3 separate regions of the Homo sapiens genome follow, and regions 1 and 3 are each linked to region 2. Evidence: chromatin loops called from intact Hi-C (ENCODE). Cell type or tissue: PC-3. All regions are shown on one strand. Links, peaks and the distances in the headings refer to the core of each region. The heading gives the core; the rest is flanking DNA.

The links. A loop is a pair of places that touch in the nucleus more often than their neighbours do. Peaks named below come from ENCODE experiments on the same cell type or tissue, not always from the same donor. Only the 100,000 strongest peaks of a DNase experiment are listed, where the experiment ranks them.
Region 1: a loop joins it to region 2, with 2.1 times the contacts of the local background. A loop is called at or near these places in 4 of 110 quality-filtered maps.
Region 3: a loop joins it to region 2, with 2.6 times the contacts of the local background. A loop is called at or near these places in 3 of 110 quality-filtered maps.

What each region holds. Positions count from the first base shown.
Region 1 is chrX:15,591,469-15,596,468 of GRCh38, forward strand. ACE2 (angiotensin converting enzyme 2) reads right to left here. Exons shown (of 18, transcript NM_001371415.1): 2 at 3,377-3,535; 3 at 761-854; 4 at 245-388. Among named protein-coding and RNA genes, the nearest start is that of ACE2, 7.0 kb to the right of the region's middle. In PC-3, for the core only: a CTCF peak has its summit at 3,114 (motif pointing right); no DNase peak of the experiment used is centred there.
Region 2 is chrX:15,659,124-15,670,467 of GRCh38, forward strand. CLTRN (collectrin, amino acid transport regulator) reads right to left here and starts at 5,682. Exons shown (of 6, transcript NM_020665.6): 1 at 5,595-5,682; 2 at 5,214-5,272. The coding sequence starts at 5,652. In PC-3, for the core only: no CTCF peak of the experiment used is centred there; DNase peaks (open chromatin) are centred at 4,518 and 5,948; H3K4me3 peaks cover 1,486 bases; H3K27ac peaks cover 2,702 bases.
Region 3 is chrX:15,602,556-15,613,899 of GRCh38, forward strand. It overlaps ACE2-DT (ACE2 divergent transcript), which reads left to right and starts at 326. Exons shown (of 2, transcript NR_126564.1): 1 at 326-426. It also overlaps a transcript of ACE2 not described here. RefSeq lists a promoter at 1-445. In PC-3, for the core only: no CTCF peak of the experiment used is centred there; a DNase peak (open chromatin) is centred at 3,716; H3K4me3 peaks cover 1,542 bases; H3K27ac peaks cover 2,640 bases.

The DNA of each region.
Region 1 (5,000 bases), core at 1-5,000, 72 kb before region 2:
TGGATAATTTACTTTAGGCCTTGTAGTTGAGTCTCATTCTTGAGCTTCTTGAATTGTAGAATGCCAGTGCACCTTTTCTTTTTCCCCAGTAATTTCTTTTGAAAACAGGTAATCTGAATTGTTGAGGACATGATTGTTAATTGAGGGGTATCCCTGATATCAAAGGGCAGGCTTGGTAATGCAGAAGAAATAGCCCCGTGGCCACACAGAGAGCTTCAGGACCTCTACAGATCAGCAAACTTACGATTTGCTCTTGCCATCTCATTTTTCAAGACCACATACTCTTCATATAATGGCCTCAGCTGCTTGCCGACCTCAGATCTCCAGCTTTCCCAAGCCCAGAGCCTCTCATTGTAGTCTAAACTGTTTGCCATTATTTCATTCAAACCTGTTATCCCAAAGCACACAAAGACAAGAAAAGATGCCTTTGTAAAAATTTTATTTGTAAAGAACTACATGAACTTTAAAGAATTAAAAGTAAGGTTGGCAGACATCAGGTCATAAAGTGGTTAAATAAAATCTCATGATTCATTCATGTCCTTGCCCTTATAGTTCCAAAATATGTCTGCAGAGAAAATAAACCACTGAAATGACTTACTTACTGACTTGATCAAATTAAGTAAATGTGATACAATTTACAAGAAAGTTTTACTAAAAGTTAAAAGAGCATCTATGTGTTGAAACACACATATCTGCAATCATTTTTAAAATCTGAGAGAAAAGTAAATTTCATAATCACTACTAAAAATTAGTAGCCTACCTGGTTCAAGTAATAAGCATTCTTGTGGATTATCTGGGTTACAAACTTTTCCAGTACTGTAGATGGTGCTCATTGTATTTAGAATTGTGTTCAACTGCAAATTAAAGATAATAAACAATGTTAACAATGGAAATTTTGCTGAAGAGAATGCTAATATAAAGATATCCTTTTGACCACATGATTTTTTGATTACTCAAAATACAGCAATTTACTTCTTTGCCATGTATCTTTCTGTATGTGGAGAAGGAATAGCCCAGTTAAGTTTCCCCACTGTCGACTAGCACAAAGTACTATAAGCACATAATAAATATATATGGAGTAATTGAAATAACCAGATCTACCAAAACCCAAAGAAGTTTTCTTATCCACACATACACAGAGAGGTGCATTTTTTGTTTCATTCAGCATTTATTGAACCTGGAATATGTCCTACACTCTGACAATTCTGAAGTGAACAAGTCAAAGACCATAAAGTCATAGGACAGTGAGGCAGCCATGAAATCAATAACTATTAATACATAACAGAATGACAAGTGCTATAACTGTCACCAAAAAGTGATGCGGTAGTATAGGAGCAGGGAGAAATTAATAACTAATAACCAGGAGATTCAAGAATGGGTCCAAAGAGAAGGGAAGATAAGAGCTGTGTCTTGGAGAAGAAGTAGGCACTGGTCATGTAGAGAAGGGAGGTAGAGGGAAGAGTCTAAAAGATGGAAGGAGGTTGGAAAAGACAAGGCATTCTCAGGGGACAGTGAGATGTTGAATGAAACTGGAGCAATGGTGTTCATTAGGGGAAATGAAAGACATGAGAATGGAGAGACAAGCAGGGGCCAGATCACGAGGGACCGTCTATGCCATACCAAAGTTTTTAAACTTTACCCTGCAGATAAAGTGAAGGTGATATAGTGAAGCAGTGCTACTCCAGGTGTAATCCGTGGACCAGTGCAAGTGACAGTTTGTTTCCATTCTGTGATAAGTACAGGAATTAAGAGAATAAAAGTTTATAAACTTTGGAGAACAATTTGATATTTCCATGACATCTAAGCATGTAATCAATGAACTTAAGCAAGTATTGATCTGCAATGTATTGGAAATAAAGGAATAAAGGAGGGAGAAAGGAAAGACGGGAGGGAGGAGAGAAGGAGGGAAGGAAGAAGAGAAGAAAGGAAGGAAGGAAGGAAGGAAATGGTTCTCTCCCTCAGATTGATTTAAGAAGCACTGGATTAAAGGATCTGTTTCTCCTTCTCCTATTTCCCTTTGGTTCTGCCTTGAGAGTCATCCTAAAACATGAAATAGATCCTATGTTTAAAACTTCCACACGATCCCATAGTCCAAAGGAACAAACCTAAATTCCTTACCATGGCACAAAACCCCTCATGGTCTCTCTCCAGCTCTTCTTCAATCTCCACGGCTTCCTCTCCATCAAATCTAAGCAACCTTGAGTCCCTCCTCTTCCCAAACACTTTAAGCTCTTACATGCATTTCAGTGGTTTTCAGTCCTGGCTACACATTAGAATTATCTGGGGATTTTTTAAAAAATAGAATTTCTAGGTTCCACCTAGGCTAGACCAGATTGTCTATATGCGAATGGGCAAGGTTTCTTATAGTGTCCTTGTTGGGGGAAAAAATGGAGAAACATAGAATGGATAAAGTAAAGTGCATTGATAATTAGTTGGATAATTGGACCCAAAGAATGCAGAAAAATAAATGTTAACTTGTAGAAAGATACATTTCACATGGTTTTATCTTTGCCTTTTTGATGCATTTTTATTTTTATATTCACAGATTAGAACATACAAAGTTCCAGAGGACAAGCAACTGAGAAAGAAGACTTTCTTTTTAAATAGCTAAATATTTTAGGTTAAAAATATTTCAATAGGCTATATCAGAGGTCTGCAAACTGTGTTCTGCAGACCAAATCCTGTCTGCTGCCTGTTTTTGTAAAGTTTTATTTGAACACAGCCATACTTGTTCATTTATATATTAGCTACAGCTGATTTCCTGATACAACAGCACAGTTGACTAGTTGCAACACAGACAATACCTAAATACACAAAACCTAAAATATTTACTGTCATCTGTTCCTTTACAGAAAAAAAAGTTTGCTGTTGACATTGTGGACAAGATCATTCTTTGTTGTTGGGGGCCATCCCATGCATTGTGAAATGTTCTGCAGCATCCCTACCCACTAGATGTCAACAGTATCCCCATTTGTGGCAACCAAAAACGTCTCCAGACATTGTCAAATATCCCCGGAGGGCTAAATCACCCCCAGTTGAGAACCACTGACATAAACTAACTGTATTCTTCAGGCTGCCTGATCCTTCAGGAAGGTGACCTAACACTAGGGGGTGTCCATACACACCACAGTGCCAGGGACAATCTCAGTTTAACTCTGTGTTTGAATATAATAATTACCAGTGTCTTTCACTCTCAAAGATTCCAGTTTGAATAATAAATTATATGGACACCTTACCTAGGCATAGAGAGAGATTTTTCTAACATCAGCATTACTATTTTTTCAAATAAAGGCAGCTGCTGTGGGTGATATTAATGTTTAATATTTCCCAAATATTTCAACTCTTGGGATCAATGCTAAAATGTTCACAAACGTACCCGTTTGCTCTTGTCTTCTGAGAGCACTGAAGACCCATTTTGCTGAAGAGCCTGCAGCTGAAGCTTGACTGTGAGATTCTGAATTTCTTGTAGTGGATACATTTGGGCAAGTGTGGACTGTTCCTTTAAAAAGGCAGACCATTTGTCCCCAGCATTATTCTGAAATGACAGAAAAGAAAATTGAAGTTGGAATGGCATTGCTTGAAGAGATAGAACAGAAGATATAGTCCAAATAATATCTGGTGAAACATTTAATATTTCCTGAGTGATTTAGTCCTCTACTCCGCTGAAGGTCAAGGTTTAGGTTAAGAGTGACCAGGCCACTTTTGACCACTCTCTCTCTCTCTGTCTCTCTCTGGCCTATTGCCTGGTTTTCCCAAGGGTCTTGTCCCCAGAACTGGAAATGAATTCTCACAGATAATCCACATTGTGGGGCCCTGGAATTTATAGCCTTAGTGCTGTGACATAGATGAGTTGGCCAAGAATTCAAAGACGAGTGCTCTAAAAAGAGAATCCAGTAGAGCTCAGAGTGGACTTAATGAGAATACAGCCCCCTAATAACAATGGAAACCATAAGAAATGAGAACCGGTTCACAGTAACCTCCTAGCTGCCGTGACTTAGCCCAGGGATTTTGATCTTAAGTTAGGATTCCCAAAAAAGGCTTCCCAGAAAATGGCCATTGGTAGCCATGGTGATTTTCTACCAGCAAAAGAAATCATCAAGCAAGTGATGATGCCAGGACACATTTCCCCCCCTCCTGAATCTTGAACATCAGTTGGAAAGTGGACTTCTCCAAACTACTGTAGTGTAGTCTTTTCTCAACTTACAAATTCATTTCCATTTACCAAAGACCAAAATGAGCAACTACTTGGTATATTGTACTGCCCTAGACCACACAAAAGAGATAACGTTTGAGGAAAGTAAGAATTCTGCTCCTGGACTCAAGTACCTTAGCCTCTCTGAGCCACAGTTGTCTTATCTGCAAAATGAAAGTAATAATAGGACTTACCTCCAAGGACTGTTGTAAGGATTTGAAGAAGTAACAAAAAAATGAAATGCTTACAAGAGTGCCTAACACATCCTAATCATTCAACAAATGTTAGTTATTTTATTATTTATTTATTATTTATTATGTTATGATTTATTTTATATTTTGTTATGTATAGGGGAAAAGTCGTTGTCCTTAGATTGCTTTCCATTTTATCAGACAGATAAGATATGCATTATAAATGTTTCATTAATGAAACATAAGAGTATATAATAATGTATAAATTATGAGTGGGCCAAGCAGTTTCTGTTACAAGAAAGAGGAAATTCATGCAGGTGACCATACTTGGCCAAGCCCTCATGCAGAAGTTGCAACTTAAGACAGACCTGAAAGTAGGTAGGAGTCAGATGAGTAGAGAATACTTTGCAAAATAATTTACCTCATTTGATTTTCTTAACAACACTATGAGGTAGAAAATCACTCTCTCTCCTTTTTTGTACATACAGAAAGCGGCTGAGAGAAATAAACAGTGGAGCTGGCAATCAGCCACCAGCATTTGATCCTGGCCCTGTGGCAGACAGACTCTAAGAATGCTCCCATGATCTCTGCCTTTGGTGGTCACACCCTTGTGTGAT
Region 2 (11,344 bases), core at 3,899-8,898:
TGTATGGGGGAAAATATGGTCCATTGGTTCTACTTGTACCCACAGTGGCTCTCCCTCTCTCTCTCTCTCCACACACACACACACACACACGCACACACACACACGTTTCTCATATATTAGATACTGGAGACCACGATAAATTATATCCCCATGTTTGGGGTAGGGTTTCTTGGACATTCTAAGTTTGGTGTGTCTCCTGTTGCACTATCTTCCTAAGAACCTGCAGCATCAGTACCCAGCCAACAAATAGGGCATTTGGACATTTCATCCTGGCCATATATAGTCCATTTTCATTTCCTTCCTCCCTTTCTCTTTTCCCTCATAAACTCCCTCCCAGTTGCCTTTATTAACATCAGTACAATTTTTAAAAAATTTTCTTAGCCAGAAACTTTAGTGTGTGTGCGTGCATATTATGGGCTGAATTTTTGTCCTCACCAGAAAAATTTCATGTTGAAGTCCTAACTTGCAATACCTCAGAATTTAACTCTATTTGGAGACAGGGTCTTTGCAGTGATGATTAAGTCAAAATGAAGTTGTTGGAGTGGGCCCTAATCCACTATGATTGGTGTCCTTAGAAGAGGAAATCTGGACACAGAGGGAAGATGATATGAAGACACAGGGAGAAGACAGCCATCTACATACAGGCCAAAGAGAGAGGCCTGGAACAGATCCTTCCTTCACAGCCCTCAGAAGGAACCAACCCTATGACATCTTGACTTCCAGAACTGAGAGAAAATAAATTTCCGTTGTGTAAGGCACCCAGTCTGTGTTACTCTGTTATGGCAACCCTAGCAAATTAATATAGTATATTTGACTCACTCTGCTCCTTAATGCAGTAAATGCAAAAAGCCTGAGGCAAAAAGAAACTGAGCTGTTTAAGGACCACCAAGGAGGGTAGCAACTAAAGAGAAGCAGGAAGGGAGAAAGTAGCAAAAGCTGAGCGGAAGAAGTTGGTGAGGGTGGGGGGTTGGTATATCACAAGGACATTGTCAGGATTGGGGTTTCACTCTGGGATGGGGAAACATATTTTACCGTTACTGCCTTTCTCCTCTTTGGTGGCAGGGAGGATAGTAAGTAAAAATAAATGACTCCTAAATAACAACAACAAAAAATGTATTACTCAGTTACCTTCTCTGGGTAAGGTTTATGACTGTGCTGTACTTTTTCCTTTCTCCTAAATATTTTCATAGCATATTCTTTTTTTGGAAGGGAGGAGGGATGGGGTCTTGCTGTGCTGTCCAGGCTGGTCTCAAATGTGTGGCCTTAAGTGATCCTCCTGCCTTGGCCTCTGTAACATAGAACCTTAAACTTTCTTCAGTTGCTTCTTCCACTTCACCATTTTCTCCTTCAGTCCTACCTTATGTAACTCTGCTGTAAGATGTTACCATAAAGAACAGAAAAGGGGGACAGGAGTGGTGGCTCAAGCCTGTAACACTTTGGGAGGCCAAGATGGGTGGATCACTTGAGCCCAGGAGCTCAAGACTAGCCTGGGCAACATAGTGAAACCCCATCTCTACCAAAAAAAAAAAAAAAATCAGCCAGGCGTGGTGGCATGCACCTGTAGTCCCAGCTACCCAGGAGGCTAAGGCAGGAAGATTGCTTGAACCTGGGAAGTGGAGGTTGCCGTGAGCCAAGATCATGCCACTGCACTCCAGCCTGGATGACAGAGTGAGACCCTGTCTCCAACAACAACAACAACAACAACAACAACAACAACAACAAAAGAATGGAAATGGAAAAATCACTTTTCTCATATGCAAATGTTAAATACTGCATTTTAATGTCAACTTTAGATCTTATTTGAAGTGCTCCTTCAATGTTTTGATGTGAACTTTTCATTTGATATTATACTATGAAAGTTTAAAAGTAACTGATTGGTGGCATAGCTCTTTGTTTTTGATAATGCATTTTTTTCCAAAATTAATTTTATTCAGAATAAGAGTAGCTATGATCTAACCTAATAATAAATGAATAAAACATGAAGAAGAAATGGGTCTGATTAAAAATGGTGCAGAAACACTATTAAGACAGGGAAGGCTTATTAACAGAATGCAGACACAAGGAATAAGCCTGCTCAAGAACAAATGAGAATAATAAGCTCAGTGCAGAAAATGAAAATAAAGATGTTAGCCAGCTCTCCCTGGGACATGAATTTCAGTTGCTTTTCAGATCTTGGGGACAACTTGACCTGATCTCCTGTCCTTCCATTTGTTCATCTCAAAAACAAGAGCATAAGCTGGCTGGGTAGGAGTCCAATTTTGGTCACAGAACAAAGGTCCAAGCTACTTAGATCAGAACAGAACTGATGCAGTTCTAGATTGGGTTGGGTATCCTGCCAGTGGAACCAACTTATCTTGGGCAAGTGTGAAAAGGATTGAAAGCTTGTGCATTGGACGTAGTGTATTTCTCCCAGGGCATTCAAACACTTCAAAGAGAGAGCCTCCGCTTATAAAAGGAATTGAGCACATATATTAATGAGAAAATGTACAACTTAAGAGAGGATAAGGTAAGAGTTACTAAAGCTAAACATTTGTATACTTTATGATCCATTAATCTACTCCAGGGTAAATACCCCCAAAAAAGAAGGCATATGAAAAATACACATATAAGAATGTCCATAGCAGCTTAACTACCTGTTGTGCGTATACTTGACACATAATAGGTGCTCAATGTGAAATTGAACACATCTTTATATGCCACGTGTGGCTTCACAGACCAAATGGTACAAATTAATTGCATATATTTATCTATCAGTTTAGATTCCTTGGTTCCTCATTTCAATAACATGTGCCAGGACCTTAAATGCCCCAGCTCACCTTGCTTTTTGCACACATCTAAGAACACTCAAACCATGGCTAACCCCACATTTTAGGTAAGTAACTGGTATAACTAGAGACAATTACAGAACAGGGTTAGTTGGTTTAACTCTAAATTCATGATGACCTACCCCCAAATTGCCTGGGAATCCCTAAGGTTTCACCATCAGTTCTCTTTCTCATGGGTCACATAACTATTTCAAACCTCTCTCTAGAGAGAGAACTGATGGTCAATGCTTTTTTTTTTTAACCATTTTTCCCAATGGTTTCCCTCAAACCTCACTCTCACTAAATGGTTTTGCTTCATAATTTATAGATACATCTCATCAATTTCAACTCTCCCAACCTCCTGACATCAAGATACAACACTTCCTCCATAGACACGTCTTAGCCGCCTCCTCTCCTGAAGTGCCAGACAGAACTATGCCTATCAGAGGCCATTTCCGTCACTTATATTAGGAATGCTTCTCCTCTGCCCTTCTCAGATCTAAACAATATCAGTTCCCCTCCATTCTGTGTATTTAGCTCTGACCGGAGTCTGTTCATTGTCTTTTAACCAAGCTCAAGACTTTCTCATTAAAGCCATAGCAAAGAGCTGTTGTTTTGCAACAGCAAAAACAAATCATTTTACTCAGTCTTCCTTTCTTCTACCTACTGCTATCTCTTTCCTGCCCTTCACAGCCAAAATTCTCCCAGGAGTTGTCCACACATCTGTTTCAACATGTTCACCACTCATTTATTTTTTAACTCCCCACTATCTGTCTTCCAGCTCCTCCACCCCACGAAAAGAGCTCTTTCTAAAATCACCATTGACCTCCATATTGTCCAACACAATGAACATTTTTCAGTCGCCTTCTGGCTTGGCCTCTCAACGGCATTTGATGCTCTTGAACCCTCCCTACATCTCAAAATGAAACTCCCTAACACAGCCCACATATTCCTTGGCCTGCCTGCTCCTCTCTCTTTAAGCTCATCACCTGCCATGTTCCTCCTCACTGCCCCAATTCCAGATATTTCTGCCCTCTTTCTAATCTTTACTCTCACCAAGATCCTTCCTGTGATAAGCCTTTGCACATGCTGTTCCCTCTGCCTTTCCTTCTTTCATTTCCTGTAACACTTCAACTCATGCTTCAGACATCACAGTAAGTGCCAGGTATTGTGGGCCTTGACAAAGCCGAAGTGCCCTTGTACTTCTTCCCGTAATACTTGTCAAGATTGCACATTTGCATTTGGTTTACTGAATATTTAATAGATGACCAATTCTACTACTACTATAAGCTCCACAAGGGTAAGGACAAGCCTTAATCACCATTACATCCCAGCATTCAGCATCGTACCTGCTATTAGAGGATACTGGGATGGCCAACCCTGCACACTAGTAGAGACAGTGTATTCTGCACTCAGACTGCCTGGGCTCAAATCTTACTTCTGCCACTTGCTGACTTGAAATATTGAGCATGTTACTTAATTTCTTTGAACCTCAGTTTTCTCATCCATTCAGTGGGAATACTAATACCTGTACTACTATCTTCCTCAAAGCATTGTTGTGAGGGCTAAATGATTTGATAGGAGTAAGGTGCTTAGAAGAGCCCCAGCTAGAAAGTAAGATAAGTTCTCAATAAATGCTGGCTGTTATAACAATCATTACTCATTGAGTCAATAATAAAATACCAAATTGATGAACTGGCCTGCAAACAGAATACCTCTAAGTTTCTTTAGCACTCTTTTTTCTGTTTCTATGCCTAAGGCATCTTAACGTCACCTTCTATTGGGGAAAAAATTTTGCAGACCACACTAGGAAACTGAAACTAGAATTAGACAATACTGTCTTTTTAATTCAATGATCTTTACCATTCCTATAGCCACATGGGCCCTATGACTATTTTTTAAACTTCTATTTCATAAGCATATATTTCATATGTTACTTTGATAATTGAGAATAATTGAAGAAACTTCAGGTTCAAATTGGAAATTTTTTGTGCTATGAAAGACTTTATGTGGGTAGAACTATCCCTTATTTTCAATGGTAGAAAATCGAGGCTAACAAAATTCAAATGACCACAACGGTGAGGAGTAGACCCAGTCCAGACCTGAACGACTGACTCAGGCCACTTGGCTTCACTATCCCGAGTTGAGATGCTGGTTTTTTAAGTTGTTTTGTGTGGCACAAAACTTCACATGTTGCCTAGCATACACTACTGATTAAATACTTTAGGCAAACCTACTTTATTAAAAATTCATATTATTCTATAATCTATCTTTAAGAAATCAGATTTGAGGTCTTTAGAAATAATTTATTCAAGATTAAGGTAACTATGCAGACAGGCCCATTATTAGAGAAAGCACAGTGTTATTAGCAAACAAAATTTAAAAAGAACACTCAGGTGCTCCACTTACTGCTTTATCTCCCAGAGCTGTTCTGATACTAAGTCTCACTTTAAAAGCATTTTCTGCACCTGCCAGAAAAGAAAAAAGAAAGAGCAGTATATGATGATTAGGATCTGCCAAAACAGAGTCTGAAAAATCCTAATATGTAATGCAACTCAAACTAATGGAACAAAGAACTACAATTAAACAGCCCCAAATACTCCTGGAAGTTTAACCTAAATCATCTTAGATGGTTTAATATTTTCTTTCAAACTCATTAAACACTCACTGCCCCAACTTTCAAGCCACAACATGTCTGCAGATTTAGAAAAATAAAGAGTTCTTTCAGTCGATGACTTGTCAAACATGTAGAAAACTGTTCATCTATTTTTAAATTTCAAGGCTACATACCTGGTTGACAGAGTTCAGCATGAATGGCAGTCACCAGAAAAAAGAGCAGCCACAACATTCTTTCAGGGTGGAAAACACAAGGCAAAGTGAGAAAAAAAAAATCCACGCTGCACTTAAATCTGCCTTAGCCATTCTGTGACCCGGATTAGAATATCAGAGAAACAAGCGAGCCACCACCAAAAAGGTTTAATGATTAACACCCATCATTTGGGTTAATACTTCCATAAAAACAGCCCATCTCCTGTCAGTTATTTATGAAAACCTGTTTGGAAAACAGATTAGTTGTTTTCCCTACTCTGACTCTACCTCAAAAGAATGTCTTCTTTGCTGACTCAAAGTTGGAATCCTCCCCGACCCCTTCTGCGATTCTCTGGTTACGTGTATGATGGGAAGAATTGAGTCCTGTCTAGAGGTTTCCTTGACATGCACTTCCCACCTTTTCGAGGCTGAGATACCTGGTTCTTAGATAGGCTATCTTCATTCAGGAAACAAACGTGACTCCCTTCTCTCTGGTAAACAAAGGGTGCCCTCCGTGAAGGGCCTCACCTGACTCTCACCACAGCGGGTGAACATCCCAGGAGAGCTTCGGAGCTTCCTCTTACCTACTTAAGGTTAGAGGGTGGGAGGAGAGAGAGGATCGAAAAACTACCTATCGAATACTATGCTTATTATCTGGGTGACAAAATAATCTGTACACCAAACTCCAGTGACACACAATTTACCTATACAACAAAACTGCACAGGTGCCTGCACATTCACACATAGGGAATGATTGTGTTCAGCCCTGAGGTCTGGCACTTGAATTAAATCAAAGTTAATGATACAGAGCAGCACTGTCCAAGGGACATTCTGTGGCGATGGGAATGTTCTGTGTCTGTACTATCCAATATGGCAGCTACTACAGGTAGGAGGCCATTGAGCACTGGAAATGGAGCTAGTGTAGCTGAGAAATGGAATTTTTGTTTAATTTAATTTAAGTAGGCACATGTGGCTACTGACTACATTGGTCAGTACAGCAATACAACAGTAATTAAAAGTTACCCACTCTGAAGTACCTTCACTGGGTTATTTCTCTGATCCTCAGACACTTCACAATTGTTATCATCATCTCATACGGGAGGGAACTGAGGCTCCAGCGTTGAAGTCATTGGCAGCAATGGGATGAGTGGGATGGGTGTCACTTTACCAGCTAGGTTGACTTACACTTGAACCCTGTCTCCACCACACCCAACTGCTCTGTGTCTCTGGTCACCATTGGTCAAAATTGGAATTGATCAAATACCACAGTCTCACTGATAAGTGGGAGCTAAACATTGAGTACACATGGACACAAAGAAGGGAACAACAGACACAGGTACCTACTTGAGGATAGTGGGTGGGAGGAGGGAGAGGATCGAAAAACTACCTATCGAATACTATGCTTATTATCTGGGTGACAAAATAATCTGTACACCAAACTCCAGTGACATACAATTTACTTATATAACAAACCTGCACATCCACCCCTAAACCTAAAATAAAAGTTTTAAAAAACCCTGAAGTTGCAACAAAGCCTCAGAGATGCTCTGAGAATTAAGATAATGCGTGTAAAAGAATCTTTCCCCGGTGGGCATTCCACAGATGCCAATCAACGCCCCGCCCAGAGGTTGATGTCAGGACTTTCCTCTCTACCATGCTGCCTCTTCATAAATTCAGTCCCCAAATTCCACCCCATTCCTCAAAAGTCATGAATGGCAGAATTAGATTGGGTGACTCTGGTGTTAAATAGAAACATTGGATTTTCAAAGCAACAACGAGGAAAATATCAACAATGAGACTTCTGCAGCACTTTGAGAAACACATCATTTCTCCCTCCTTGCGAGGGTGGTATTTTATTGTAAAGGACCCACATCCATCAGCTAAATCCAACTGAGAAAGCTTTTTCTCATCTCCTTCACCTTGGTTGCAAGGACACGGAGTCAGGAAAAGCTGTACTAAAAGGAGAGGGAGCCACAACTTAGTCCAGCCATCCTAGCAATGTCACTGTATTAGGTGCAGTGGAAATTTCCAGAAGGAAGAGCTCACCTAGCTAACATCTGAAAAAAATAAAGCCAGACTAGATGAAGTCATCTTGGGAAATGTTAAACTAGATAAAGTCATCATGGGAAGGAAAAGTCAATACACATAGAGATTGTAACAAAGCATTTTACTTACATCAAGGAAGAAAGCTATGCTAAGAACATAGAAATCTGCTTCAGCGGCTGGGCACAGTGCCTCACACCTGTAATCCCAGCACTTTCGGAGGCCGAGGCAGGTGGATCATGAGGTCAGGAGTTCAAGACCAGCCTGGCCAAGATGGTGAAACCCCATCTCTACTAAAAGTACAAATAATTAGCCGGGCGTGGTGGCAGGTGCCTGTAGTCCCAGCTACTCGGGAGGCTGAGGCAGGAGAATTGCTTGAACCCGGGAGGCGGAGCTTGCAGTGAGCCGAGATCGTGCCACTGCACTCCAGCCGGGGCAACAGAGCGAGACTCCATCTCAAAAATAAATAAATAAATAAATAAATAAATAAATAAGAAATCTGCTTCAGCTTTCCTTTAGCCTTACACTTCATAAAAGTATCAAGTGGCTTTCTTTGGCTTTTACTTAGTCATTGATGTAACTCGGGTTGAAGACAATAGAACACTGAGTCTTAGTGTAAGTCATTCATTTGAGAAGACAATCTCTTTTGAATGATGGTTTCTCAATGTTTGTTGTATCATCTTTTCAAAAAGAGCAATAGAAATTCTTTTTAGAAAATACAAAGCAGCACAAGGAGAAAAGTAAAAATCACCTGTAATTCCATCAGCGTCAACGAATGACCAATTGTCAATGTTTTCTAAATATTTGGAACATATCTTTCTGCCTTGTGCTTTCTTTTTTGTGTAAATACATGTACATTTCTTCTTAAAAACAAAACTGGGGTCATGCTATTATGCAGCTTTGTCATCTTTGTTGAACTTAACTGTGTTTTGTTGTTGTTTGTTGTTTTTTTTTAATAGAGACAGGATCTTGCTCTGATGCCCAGGCTGGAGTGCAGTGGCACCATCTTAGCTCAGTGCAGCCTCAACCTCCTGGGCTCAAGCAACCCTCCTGCCTCAGCTCCCAGAGTAGAAACACAGAATTCTTCTTCAGGTTCCTTTAGTCTTGCATTTCTTAAAAGTGACAAATTTCTTCATAAGCTTTTAGTCATCTATGTAACTAGAATTGAAGACAGTAAAATATTGAGTTTCAGTCAGTGTAAGCCATTCATCTGAAAAGGGAAGACAATCTCTTATTTCATTATGATTTCTCAATATTTGTGTTCTCATTTTTAAAATGATTGAAAAAAGCAATAGAAATTCTGTATAGACAATATAGAGAAGCAAAAAAAAGTAGAAAACATCCATAATACTACCAGAATGGATGACCAATGCTAATATATTTTCATAGTTAGAATGCGCCTTCCTTAGCCTTGGATCTCTTTATATGTTCTTGTAGGATGTTGTTTTTTCTCACTGCAGTGGCACTATCAGAACAGAGTAATACAATGATGGGAATAAGACGCACCCTTGTCTTCTTCTTTACTCTAATAGGAATGCCACTACTGCACGGAATCTGGCAAGTGGCTTTAAAAATGATGTGTCATGTGATACGAGCATTATATTTGTAATTACAAAAAATTATTTTCCTCAGTAATTGGTGTTGCATTTTATCAACTGCTTTTCACTATTAAAATTTTTACCATTTGGTGTATTACATTAATACATTTTTCACATTGATTCAATTCTTAGATAAAACATTTTTTTAATTTATTTTTAGTATGCTGCTGGAATCAATTCCTGGTTTTTCCCCTATGATTTTTAAACCTATTTTCTTAAAAGAATATCAGGTAGGTTCCTTTTCAAGTGCTGATTCTTGAAGCGTTTTTTTTCCTAGCCTTTACCATCTTGAAAATGATACAGAAAGATTTCTAACATTGTCTATGTTTAGAAATACATATAATGTACCAGAAATAAAGAGTTCACAGATGAAGAATCTGGACCATGTGCATTTTAGAGGAAGAGTTCTTCAAAATTTTTCATTCCTTACATTATCATTTATTTCAGGTTTTATACCTCTTTCTGAATCCATTTTGGCTGTTTACAATTTCCAAGAAAATATTCTGTTAAGATTTTCTAGTATCCTCATGGACTTTATAGAGTATTTCCCATAAAATATCTACTTTTGTTGTTATGTTCTCTTTATATTTTCTAATACGTGTATTAATTTTCTCATTTTGATTATATTATCTTTGTTGTTTAATCAAAGAAGAAGATCTTGGACATAATTTGCAATTCTTTCTGTTTTTTGATTCATAAATCTTATTTATATTGGTTACATACTGTAACAAATTCATTGTTAAATAGTTTGATGGAGATCTCAGTAAAATAAATGGAAAACAGAACTAGATACTAGGGTTCTTGCCTCTCAGCATATTATATTTTCCTATACTTTTCAAAGTCTTGCACAAATTTAGTGCTTGTCTTGATGTACAAGTTTTAAGTAGTAAGTTTCCAGAGCCTTCATATCTGTATAAATTGCTTCATAAAATGCTCATTTCAGCAATTTCACATATGGGAGCTTCATAACTTATTAGTAACCATGGTAATGATGACAAATAAAGCAGTTCAATCATTCTGAATATGTTACTATTTACTTCCAAACGTTCAGAGTTTAGAGCATGTAGATTTAAAAGTTCAGATTACTGTTGCCATGAGCCACACAAAAGGGCACTGAGTCTCCTGAGATGGGAAAACGAAATTGATTTCTCCGTGTTTTTTATACTCCACAACACTCTTGAAAAGCACTTTCTGGGCACATAACTATGGATCTACTGCTCTGGGGTAAACAGAATATGAGATCACATGAAAAGAAAACACATGTGTCGTTCTTTTGATTCATGCAAGATCCCTTAAGTTCACTAGATTCGTATAAATACGTGGGCGTATGTAGGCTCCATTCACCTCCAATAAAGCAAGAGGTGGAGATGACCAATGTTTCTTTTAAAATTGACCCTGGTTATTTTGTTTCATTATCAAAAACAGAAATTTAGTAAATATATAGCTCCTAAAATTAGTAAACTGTAAAACCATCTCAAATGTGACATTATTCTGTATATTTTTATTGGATTTTCAGAAATGTTATCTGGCTGTGACACATTAAAAGAAATCAATTAAAACTTTTAATAATTGAACATAGAAACTTTGTATAAGATTTTAAAACTTCACACTTTTTGCTGCTGGGCATGGTGGCTCATGCCTGTAATCCCAGCACTTTGGGAGGGCGAGGCAAGCAGATTGCTTGAGTCCAAGAGTTCAAGACAGGCCTGGACAACATGGCGAAACCCCCTCTCTACAAAAAGTACAAAAATTAGCCAGGCTTGGTGGCATGCACCTGTGGTCCCAGCAACTTGGAAGGCTGAGGCAGGAGGATCACCTGAGCCCAGGGAGGTTGAGGCTGCAGTGAGCCATGATTGTGCCACCACACTCCAGTCTGTGTGACAGAGCGAGACTCTGTCTCAAAAAATAAAAAAAACAAAAACCAAAAACAAAACACACACACACACACACACACACACACACACACACACACACAAACCCCTTTGGAAGTTTTAATATCTTAATTAAATGGCTCTACTCAATGATTTCCTAAATGTTGTAGAATTTTAATAAATGACATCCTTCCTTGTTTAAATTGTAATGAAATGGATA
Region 3 (11,344 bases), core at 604-5,603, 60 kb before region 2:
AGTATAGGCTCTTAACTAACTTGTAGTCAACAGTCTAAAAGCAATAGTGGAGGCATAGATAAAATGTGACAGAGGGCCTTGTGCCTCAGTGAAGATGACAGATTTAGTTACACTGCATCAAAAAGAGGTGGACTCTTACTTCCCTTGATGTGAATCAAAATATACTCTCCTTTTAAAAAAATAAAGCAGCTCACAAATATAAGTAATAATAATAAAGAATTTTAAATGAAAGTGAGATGAGGGTAAAAAAAAAAAATCAGTGCAGAAATTTCAGAAAAGCTCCTCCCACATTCCAGGAAACCTAGATCCACTCACTCCTTGCACACAATAGGAGAAAAAACAGGCAAGAAAGAGGACAGCACACGAGTATCTGAAGAAAAGGTTGAAATGTTACTGTAATAAAAGCGGAAATAAATTTCTACACAGGTAAGTTCCTAAATGAAACACGTGGGTTTAGTGGAAAAAATGGGAGTAGTCCAAATTCAATTCGCTGAGGCAGAAAATACGATTAACTTGATCAAACTGAAATGGAGAAAGCAAGATATAAAATCTGAAAGCTAAGAATAAATGAACAAGGAGCCTGGGACAGCAGTGAGGCAGGCAGGAAAATGCTAGAAGCCAAGAAACTTTGAGAAGCAAGGGAAAAGGGAGAATAGTCTACAGTGATTCTGTAGAAAAACTAGCCCAGAATGGCCAACTGCAAGCACTGACTGAATTATTGGAATTTTTGTTCACACTTTTTTGAGAAGATATCAATGTTCTGATAGTTCCCCAGAAGCGTTCTCTCTGAGCGCATTCCGAGAATGGAAAGAATTCACTGAAGACTCAGGAGATGAGACCCAGAAAAACAATTGGTCTAAAGGAATGTATTGTCTTTGAGAAAAATTGGAGAATCAGAAAAAATTAGAAGACCAAAGATGCAGGAAAGATGTTCTATGTTTCAAAAAGATTGGAGGAGGGGGTGGATTTCATAATGGTAAAGGGAAGTTTGACCTTAACACCTAGTAAAGCTATAAAGTAAATTTTTTTTTTTTTGAGACGGAGTCTCGCTTTGTCACCCAGGCTGGAGTGCAGCGGCGCGATCTCCGCTCACTGCAAGCTCCGCCTCCCAGGTTCACGCCATTCTCCTGCCTCGGCCTCCCGAGTAGCTGGGACTACAGGCGCCCGCCACCATGCGCAGCTAATATTTTTGTATTTTTAATAGAGACGGGGTTTCACTGTGTTAGCCAGGATGGTCTCGATCTTCTGACCTCGTGATCTGCCCGCCTCGGCCTCCCAAAGTGCTGGGATTACAGGCATGAGCCACCGCACCCGGCCTAAAGTAAAATTTTTAGAATGTGATTTGCACTTGGAAAAATATATCTCTGGTCCATTAGGAATTCACTAGGAATAAGTCAGATGCTGCCTGCCCTATCTCCTCTCTGATAGAATACAATAGTAAAAAAATATATCCAAAGACGTAGTGTATCTTCCTTTTCAATAAGGGATTTAACAGAATGTAAAATGCTATGACTAGACCCAAATGTCCCCTGAAACAATTACACAGTACAGGATTAGGCAGTCCTCTGGTAAACAACAATTCATGTCCAAAACAACAAGAATCTTGCTTCAATCATTGTTTATTGAATACCTACTATATGCCAAACACTATTCTAGATTTTGAATGTAAGCTAATAAATATTGTATTATATGAGGTGACAATAGAAGGAAGACAAAAATAGTGATAAATGTCATGACTTATAATAAGCAAGAAATGGAGGATAGAGAATTATGGGGTGGGGAGAGGGATTTTCTATAAGGAGGGCCTCTCTGAGAAGGTGACGTTTGAGCAAAGACCGGAAAGAAGTGATGAAAGTTGTGCGGATCTCTGGGTGAAGAAGTTTTCCTAGGGAGAGGGAGCAGCAAGTGTAAAGGATGTAGGCAGATTTCAAGAACATCAGAGGTCTTTGTGACTGGAGCTCAGTGTGCAGGGGAAAGTGGCAGGAGGTGAAGTCAAGGAAGAAGCTAGGGTCACACCAGGGAGGTCTTAAAGACAATTAACTGTGAGACTTCAGCTTTACTCTCAGCAACATGGGAAGACACTGGAAGGCTTCAAGCAGAGAAGTGATCTAGTAGAAGCTTTAGCAGGGTCACTTTGGCTGCTGCTTAGAGAATGGACACTAAAGGGGTAAGGATGGAAGCAGGGAGGCTAGTTAATGAGCTACTGCAGCAGCCCAGTCAAGCTGGTTGAATAAAAGCTTAGTATGAGCTTCAAGATCCAACTAGGAGGCCCAGTAAAAATTACTGGGCCTATAATTACATCTTATACTATATTAGACTTTGCTAATATAAGCATTAGATACAAAATAATCTAGACTATAACATTCATTTCTGTGAACCACAATTTTAGAGACGCACAAGAGAGCATCCAGAGGAAAATAAATAGGAGAGCAGATGGATCTAAAATAATATAATTTGGAGAATGGTTTAGATATGGAAGAGAAGACAGGGTGGACAGCTTTCTTCCATCATGGTACTGCCATTTAGAAGAAGACTTAGCATAGTGGATTTACTCTGCCACTTGTTAGCTGTGTGACCTTAGGCAGGTAATATCCTCCCTGCACCTAATTTATTTCAAGGCCAATGATAGTTTTATATCCATTTCATAGGGATGTCATATTACTTGAATTAATACATAAGAACACAGAGAGTAATGTTGTAAGCCTAGTAATAAAAGCCACAGAAAATGAAAGGAGCTGTGTAATAATTAGAGAACTTCCACACTGGAATGTTTAATCAAACCATCTGCAAGGTCATCTTTCAGAGACACTGCAGCAGACAGAGACTGGCTGGGAGTTTGACTCAAAGGTCTGTTTGGACTATAGGATCCTGCATTGTAGGAGAAGTCTGCTAGTTTGTGCTGAAACAGCAGGATGGAGGAGCTCACCAATGGAATGAGTAGAGTCATATATGAAAGGAAAGGGGAGTCAGCCAGTAGTCTACATGAGCCCAGCCATAGAGAACCTCTCAGCGTGCTTTCATCACCCAGTCATGGTCAGGTCCTGGTATAAAACTTCCTACATACAGAGAAGAGAAAACTTGAGTCTGTCACGCTATCTTGAGGAAGAAGGGGAAAGTCATAAAGGTAAATGACTCCCTCTCAATATTTACAGATGTTGTATTTGTTGGTTGCATATGCTTTGTACCTGCTCCTGTATATAAACTCTTCACAACAACTTTACAGGTAGAAATAGTGAGATCCATTTTATAATTAAGGAAACCAACTGTTCCCATGATTAATTCAAACTTCCACAACTGATAGGCAATGGGGCTACATTTTGATCCCAGATTGCTTAAGAGACCTTTTCTCTCCACAGAGTCATGGGTTCAGTTATCTGCTAACTTCATGCATGTCTAATAAGTCCTCATCAATCTGTCATATTCTGAGAATAAGCAGGTCCCCATAAGCAAAATTAAAATGTACTGCTTTGATTACACCAGTTATACATTTTTAAACCGTTTTAGTTAGAAATTTTTCTTCAATATATTCCATCCCGATCGCGATGCTGCCTGGACATTAGTTTAGGGTTATATTTCAGATGACTCAGTGTCATCATCTTAAATAATATTTACTGGCTAAGCTATAATGTGACAATGTCTTCAAGGCTTTACATTAAATGACTCAACAGCTTTATTGCTATTAATTCTGCTGTTTCTGCACATTCTGAGTTCACAGTCACAGTATCAACTTTCAGTAGCCCTGCTCTCCACAAGTCCCCTCCCTGTTTCTGATCTGCTATCTGCTAAAACCTAAATGGAAACTAGATAACCATGGAGTTCAACTAGAAACCTCCCTTTTCATAGGCTGAAATCCGAGGGTGGGTCTTTATTCTGCTAGAGCAAAGTACATAGACTTTGAAATCCATATTTCCCTTACTGTTCAACTTTTTATATCCTTCCAACTGAGTCACAAATGCTGAGGTTGCCAAATAGCTATAGGAGAAACCTCTTCCAGTTCCCCAAGTTGGGTGGATAACTTTGGTAAACATCAGAAAAGAAAGGATGTTTTGTTCAATTTCTTATTGATTAATACTGCTGACAGAACAAGGAAGGGTATCAGGAACACAATGCATAGAGAAATTCAAAACTTTGCATGGTCAAGAACTATTTGCATTCAGTACAATTGATTTTGACCACATGTTTATCACACAAAGTGAATTTATAAGTGCTTTATAGAAAATAAATAACTAGTTGGGCTTTCAGCCCAAAGGAAAAGCTAAAGCTCTTTCCTGTTTACATTTTTAGTTGCATAGCAGTCCCTTTTTTCCTAAATGTAAAAAGTAAAGTAGAGGTTCCTCTTCAAAGACTTTCCTCCCTGTCTAATTAGGAATAAATAATAGCTTCTCTTAGAAGCAAAATTCATTCAAAAACCTGTGCTAACATTCTTAAATATCTGCTAGCCATAATAAAAAAAAATCAATGTACTTTATGTTCTTAGCTCCCACAATTTAACCTAAATATTTGCCCTGGCATCCTTAATACTGCTCCAAACAAGCATTAGGTCATAGCCTGTTCCTCTTCCTTATTTGAAGGGGTTTTTACCTTTCTCAACATTCCACAAGTTACTTCCTCCTTCCTTTGTTCTCCTCTGCCTTTGCCTCTTTTAAAAAGTTCTAAGTTGCTAGCCAGTCAAGACAAACACAAAATGTGAGGTCCCGTTCCAGCCAATAAGAACCAGACACAACAGTAGGGTAGACGCGTCAAGTTATAAATAACCCTATCTCCTTTGTTCGGTATACTCTCGTAACAAAACTACTGGCAAGTGGACCCTTTCTACAGAAAGTATAAAAATAGCCTTACTAAAAAAAATAAATCTATGTTCAAATACTATTTATTTATGGCACCAGAAAACAAACATTTCAAACACTAAAGATACAGCAAAGATAATCTTCATTAACCAAACTGATAAACAGTTTCAATAGACAGAGTTCAAATTTGTGAGAATAAACATTGGATTCCAAGAAGGTTATACTGATTGTTACTGGCCTGAATTTATGATAGTACAGTGCCTGCCACAGTAACCGTAATTTATTTTGATACCTATACTGTACAAAATATCAGATAGCACTAGAGCAAGGAACTCACTAGTATAAATTTACATCTAAGACTTTAGAAGCAAAACATGAGCATTTATCCTAAGTGAGATGGGATGCATGGTAGAATTTGAACAGAAGAGTTACACGATATCACTTACATTTAAAAGAAATCCTGGGCCGGGCACAGTGGCTCACACCTGTAATCCCAACACTTTGGGAGGCCACGGCGTGAGGATCTCTTGAACCCAAGAGTTCAAGACCAGCCTGGGCAACATGGTGAAACACTGTCTCTACTAAAACTACAAAAAATTAGCCAGGTGTGGTGGTGTGTGCCTGTAGCCCCAGCTACTTGGGAGGCTGAGGTGGTAGCATCATGTGAAACCAGGAAGTTGAGGCTGCAGTGAGCCGTGATCGCACCATGGCACTGCAGCCTGGGTGACAGGAGTGAGACCCTGCCTCAAAAAAAAAAAAAGAAAAAAAAAAAAAGGAATCCCTCTGGCCACTACATGAAGAACAAACCACATATGGGGCAAGACTACAGTCAGAGAGACCACTGAGGAAGCTGTTGCAATAATCCAGATGAAATATAATGGTGGCTTGGTGGTAACAGTAGAGTTGATGAGACGTGATTGGATTTTTAATACATTTTAAAAGTAAAGCAAACAAGCTTTGCTGGTGAATTGGATGTAGGCTATGAAAGAAAGAGTCAAAGATCACTCCGGGTTTTTGGATTAAACAGCTAGAAGGATGAAATTAACATCAATTTAGATGAGAAAGATTGCTGGTAAAATAGGCTTAAAGGGAAGACTGAAAGTTTAGTTAAGTTTATGATATCTATTAGCAACCCAAGTGTAGATGTTGAGAAGGCAATTGGATATACAAATCTGGAGTTTGGCAGAGAGGTCAAGGATGGAGATACAAATTTGAGAATTGTCAGCTAGAGATGGTTACTCAAATATTGTCTCTCAGCTAAAACTAAAAAGAAAATATCTTACCTCTTCAAAATCCCAGTGTACTGAAAAGTATTAAAGTCTAGACCTCAGGAGGGAAATTGGAAGGATAAATAGTGGGGGAAAGTTACTTGAAACAACTCTCCTTAAAAGAGACATCTGTGAACAGAGACCTCAGAAATAAAACCACACATCTACAACCATCTGATCTTTGACAAACCTGACAAAAACAAGCAATGGGGAAAGGATTCCCTATTTAATAAATGGTGCTGGGAAAACTGACTAGCCATATGCAGAAAACAGAAAGCCGACCCCTTCCTTACACCTTATACAAAAATTAACTCATGATGGATTAAAGACTTAAATGCAAAACCCAAAACCATAAAAACCCTAGAAGAAAAACTAGGCAATACAATTCAGGACTTAGGCATGGCAAAATATTTCATGACTAAAACACCAAAAGCAATTGCAACAAAAGCCAAAATTAACAAATGGGATCTTTTTTTTTTTTTTTTTTTTTTTGAGATGGAGTTTCACTCTTGTTGCCCAGGCTGGAGTCCAATGACTCGATCTCGACTCACTGCAACCTCCGCCTCCCAGGTTCAAGTGATTCTTCTGCCTCAGCCTCCCTAGTAGCTGGGATTACAGGCGCCCACCACCATGCCCAGCTAACTTTTTGTATGTTTTTAGTAGAGACGGGGTTTCACTATGTTGGCCAGGCTGGTCTCAAACTCCTAATCTCAGGTGATCCACCCACCTCAGCCTACCAAAGTGCTGGGATTACAAGCGTGAGCCACCATGCCCAGCTCAACAAATGGGAACTAATTAAACTAAAGAGCTTCTGCACAGCAAAAGAAACCATCATCAGAGTGAACAGGCCATCTACAGAATGGGAGAAAATTTTTGCAATCTATTCATCTGACAAAGGTCTAATATCCAGAATCTACAAGGAACTTAAATTTACAAGAAAAAAACAAACAACCCCATCAAAAAGTGGGTGAAGGATATGAACAGACAATTCTCGAAAGAAGACATTTATGTGGCCAACAAACATGAAAAAACGCTCATTATCACTGGTCATTAGAGAAATGGAAATCAAAACCACAATACGATACCATTTCACACCAGATAGAATGGCAGTTATTAAAAAGTCAGGAAACAATAGATGCTGGCTAAGCTGTGGAGAAATAGGAACGCTTTTACACGCTGGTGGGAGTGTAAATTAGTTCAACCATTGTGGAAGACAGTGTGGCGATTCCTCAAGGATCTAGAACCAGAAATACCATTTGACCCAGCAATCCCATTACTGGGTATATACCCAGAGGATTATAAATCATTCTACTATAAAGACACATGCACACGTATGTTTATTGCAGCACTATTCACAATAGCAAAGACTTGGAACCAACCCAAATTCCCAACAATGATAGAATAGATAAAGAAAATGTGGCACATATACACCATGGAATACTATGCAGCTATAAAAAAGAATGAGTTCATGTCCTTTGCAGGGACATGGATGAAGCTGGAAGCCATCATTCTCAGAAAACTAACACAGGAACAAAAAAACAAACACCACATGTTCTCACTCATAAGTGGGAGTTGAACAATGAGAACACATGGACACAGGGAGGGGAGCATCACACACTGGGGTCTGTCGGGAGGTGGGGGGTAAGGGGAGGGAGAGCATTAAGACAAATACCTAATGCATGCAGGCCTTAAAAACTAGATAATGGGTTGATAGGTGCAGCAAACCACCATGGAATATGTACACCTATGTAACAAACCTGCACGTTCTGCACATGTATCCCAGGACAAAAAAAAAAAAAAAAAAAAAAAAGCCATCTGTGGAATGAACAGGAAGGAGAAACGGGAGTTTCAGGATCTTGGCCAGAGCATTGTAGTCCTCACTGGTTTATGGCAAAGTAGAAACATCTCAGAAGAACAGGGTGGTTAAGTTGAGGCAAGGTGCCAGTTCAGGAAAGTCAGCTGACATGACAGATAGTCAAAGTCAAGGGCTTAGACGCAATCCAGGTCAAGGCTGCAACACTGGTGGGCATTTAAGGCATAGAAGACTTATTGTGGAACCAGCTCTGGCATCTCAGCTAGAGTCTGAGGGTGACCGAAGAATTTTAGACTTTGGTCAATGCTTCCTAATTGACTCTAAATATCTTAGAAAACCCCTTTATTTTATTGGCCTCCACCTCAGTCTATGGATTGTGTATGAGTCATGTTTTCTGATCCAACTGGAAATGTTCAACAGTAGTTGTCTTCTTGAGGTCTAGCAGGCTCATCTTGGACACCTCATTGTATTCCTCCCTCCTCGTCTTCTAAGGGATTTGTCTGGTCTGAGCCATCAGTGGAGCTTGGTCAAGGTTAGTTACAGACTCCAACCTCAACCTTCCTATTCACTCGTAGAGTCCCTTCTATCAAGTTGGAAGAAGAGACCTCACAGAGAACTAACAGAACAATAACTCAATAGAGCCAGTTTTACTAAGTCCAGCATTGGTCCCAGGAATGCTGGTCAACGTTATAAAGTCCCAATTTTACTAAACACTGTTTTTGCCTCCTGTCAATCTGACGACTTGAATTTTTTTAAATATTATGATTCTCTTTTTTAATGAGTCAAGAGTAAAGCTCAAGCTACCCAATCAACTAATTAAAATTTATCCTCCCTATCACCACTACATACACATATAGTGGCACTATTTATACAACTTCCATCCTTTATTTTTTTTCATGACACCACCATCTGCTACACGGTACTCATAATTACATGTTTTACTAATGTATTCCTTTATTATCTGTCTCTCCCCACTAAAATATAAGCTCCAAGAGGGCAGAAACTTTTCTCTATTTTGTTCACTGCTATATCTTCAGCTGCTTAGAAAAGTGGCTGGTGCATTATAGGTACACACAATAAATATTTATTGAATACAGACATTGTTCAGCAACTCAGTAGTAAGGAGGAAGAAGAGGGAAAGCTCAGTTGTCTACCCTGTGTGTAGCATAATTCATTTTCATATGGCATATTTCATCTGTTTATTTGCCCATCCACAGAATGTGATGGATAGAGATTAGTATCAACTGAAAAAAAGGTGGAAAAATTTTCTGGAACAAAATGAGATTTGGAAGCTATGATTCAAGTTACTATGGTAAAAGACGTGAGAGAAAAACAGCATGATTACTGTAAGTCAGGCATTGGGCTAAATGCCTTACATATGTTGTCACTGAATCCACCAAATGACCCTGTAAAAATGGTATTGTTACTACCTTCTCATAGATGAAGAAAATGAAAGGCCCAGGCGCGGTGGCTCAGGCCTGTAATCCCAGCACTTTGGGAGGCTGAGGAGGGTGGATCACCTGAGGTCAGGAGTTTGAGACCAGCCTGGACAATGTGGTGAAACCCTGTCTCTACTAAACATACAAAAATTAGCCGGGCATGGTGGTGTGCGCCCGTAGTTCCAGCTACTCAGGAGGCTGAGGCAGAAGAATCGCTTGTACCCAGGAGGTGGAGGTTACAGTGAGCCAAGATAGTGCCACTGGACTCCAGCCTGGGTGGCAGAGCGAGACTCCATCTCAAAAAAAAAGCGGGGGTGGTGAGAGCATAAATGAAGTTTACCTCAATCAAGCTGCTTCTTCTCGCAAGGTCATACTATTATTTACTAAGTAGCCAAGCCAAGTGTTGAACACTGGTTAGTCTTTTCCCTGAGCCAGATATCTCAGCCCACAGTTAATGTTTTAGGCAACAAGAGAAATGAGGACCCTCCAGCATTGTATGAAAAGAACCATATTTATGTTGCAACTACCATGATGCCAAAGCTCACTGATGACTGAAAGTGGGTGTCAAGGAATGAGGTCACAGCAATGGAAATCCCTCCAGTTGGTTTCACTAATAATTTTTATTTTATAAAAATGTATTCTGAAATTTATTCACCTACTTTTTATTTTAATATGACATTAATTCTTCACTCCTACCCAATGCTGGCCCATCTGTGGCCATAAACTAGAACTGATTTTCCCATAGTTGTGGTTATCAGAATCCCTAGATGGTGAGATTGTTCTAATTGGGATATCAAAGTGGAATATTCCATAAAATAATAGTATTCTAGGATATAAATATAAAATGGCATATAAAAATAAGTATTGTAGATCAAGATTCAGGACATGTAAACACTCTTTAAAGTGGGTCAGCAAAACATAGGGCTGGTAATTCTAGCACTGCTAATTTATTCCACAATCTGGAGGGCTCTGAACTCAAGAGGTTAGAATGCTATCAAGAGTCCATGCCATTCCTTGAGGAGCTGCTATTTATTAAGTGTGGTCCTAATAACCAGCCATTAACTTCAGCAAAGATGAGATAGTCAAGTAGTCACAGACACATGCAAAGAGGCCAGAATACTGGCTAAACCGAGAAGCTGTTTTGGCAGCCATGGTGGATGCATTTTTTTCCCAAACAATGTATCAAGAGAATTAGGATAAGATGATTATGACTTGGAGTTCTCAGACATGCCACTCCTGTTAACAAATTGTTATATTAGTACATCACAAAAATAATATGCCAAAAGTCCTGAGAGAGAAAAAAAATAATGATTGCAAAGACAGAATGGCATGGCAGAATATATGATAATTATTCTACAAAGTATAAAATTCTCTTTCCATTTGTGCCCCTCTATGACACACAATGTCCCAGATAAGAACTTATTAACACCAGTGGTGCATGAGAAATTGTAAGCTTCAAGGCTGGGAACTACTTTGGAGACATCAGATCTCTGGAAAGGTAGAAGGACCCGGGTGAGGCTCAGAGGGAAGCTTGCTGGTCTGGTCTATAGTAAGAGAAGGGATCTTAATTGGGGCTTTGAAGTTTTGCTCTAGATTATTCTATAAGACTGGTCCCCTGCCCAAGGATGCTATTGTTTATTTGATTGAAGGACTCCTTTGTTTTCCCTGTATATAGAACCTAAGCAAGTGGTTAGTGAGGGAGATGTGGGGGAAGATATCAGAGGTCATAGAACCATCTCATTTCCAAAAATTACAGACATAGGGAATGCGTAAGTTACTTTGTAAATTTTCAGGTGCTTAATATCTGAACTTCAAAGAGGACCAATCTGAAAGTCAAAAGTCAAAGGGTAAGGGCTTTAATTTTATGCCACATGAATACATGCACTTGAAATTATAAGAACTTTTCTGAGGTCTTATCGTGTATCATATTTTAAATAAAAATCCCTTGGTTTTTGATGATGCCAGAGATGTAATGTCACAATGATAATGTCACAATGAATATATAAAAACTAGAAGCTAAGTTGTGTAAGAGCTTTA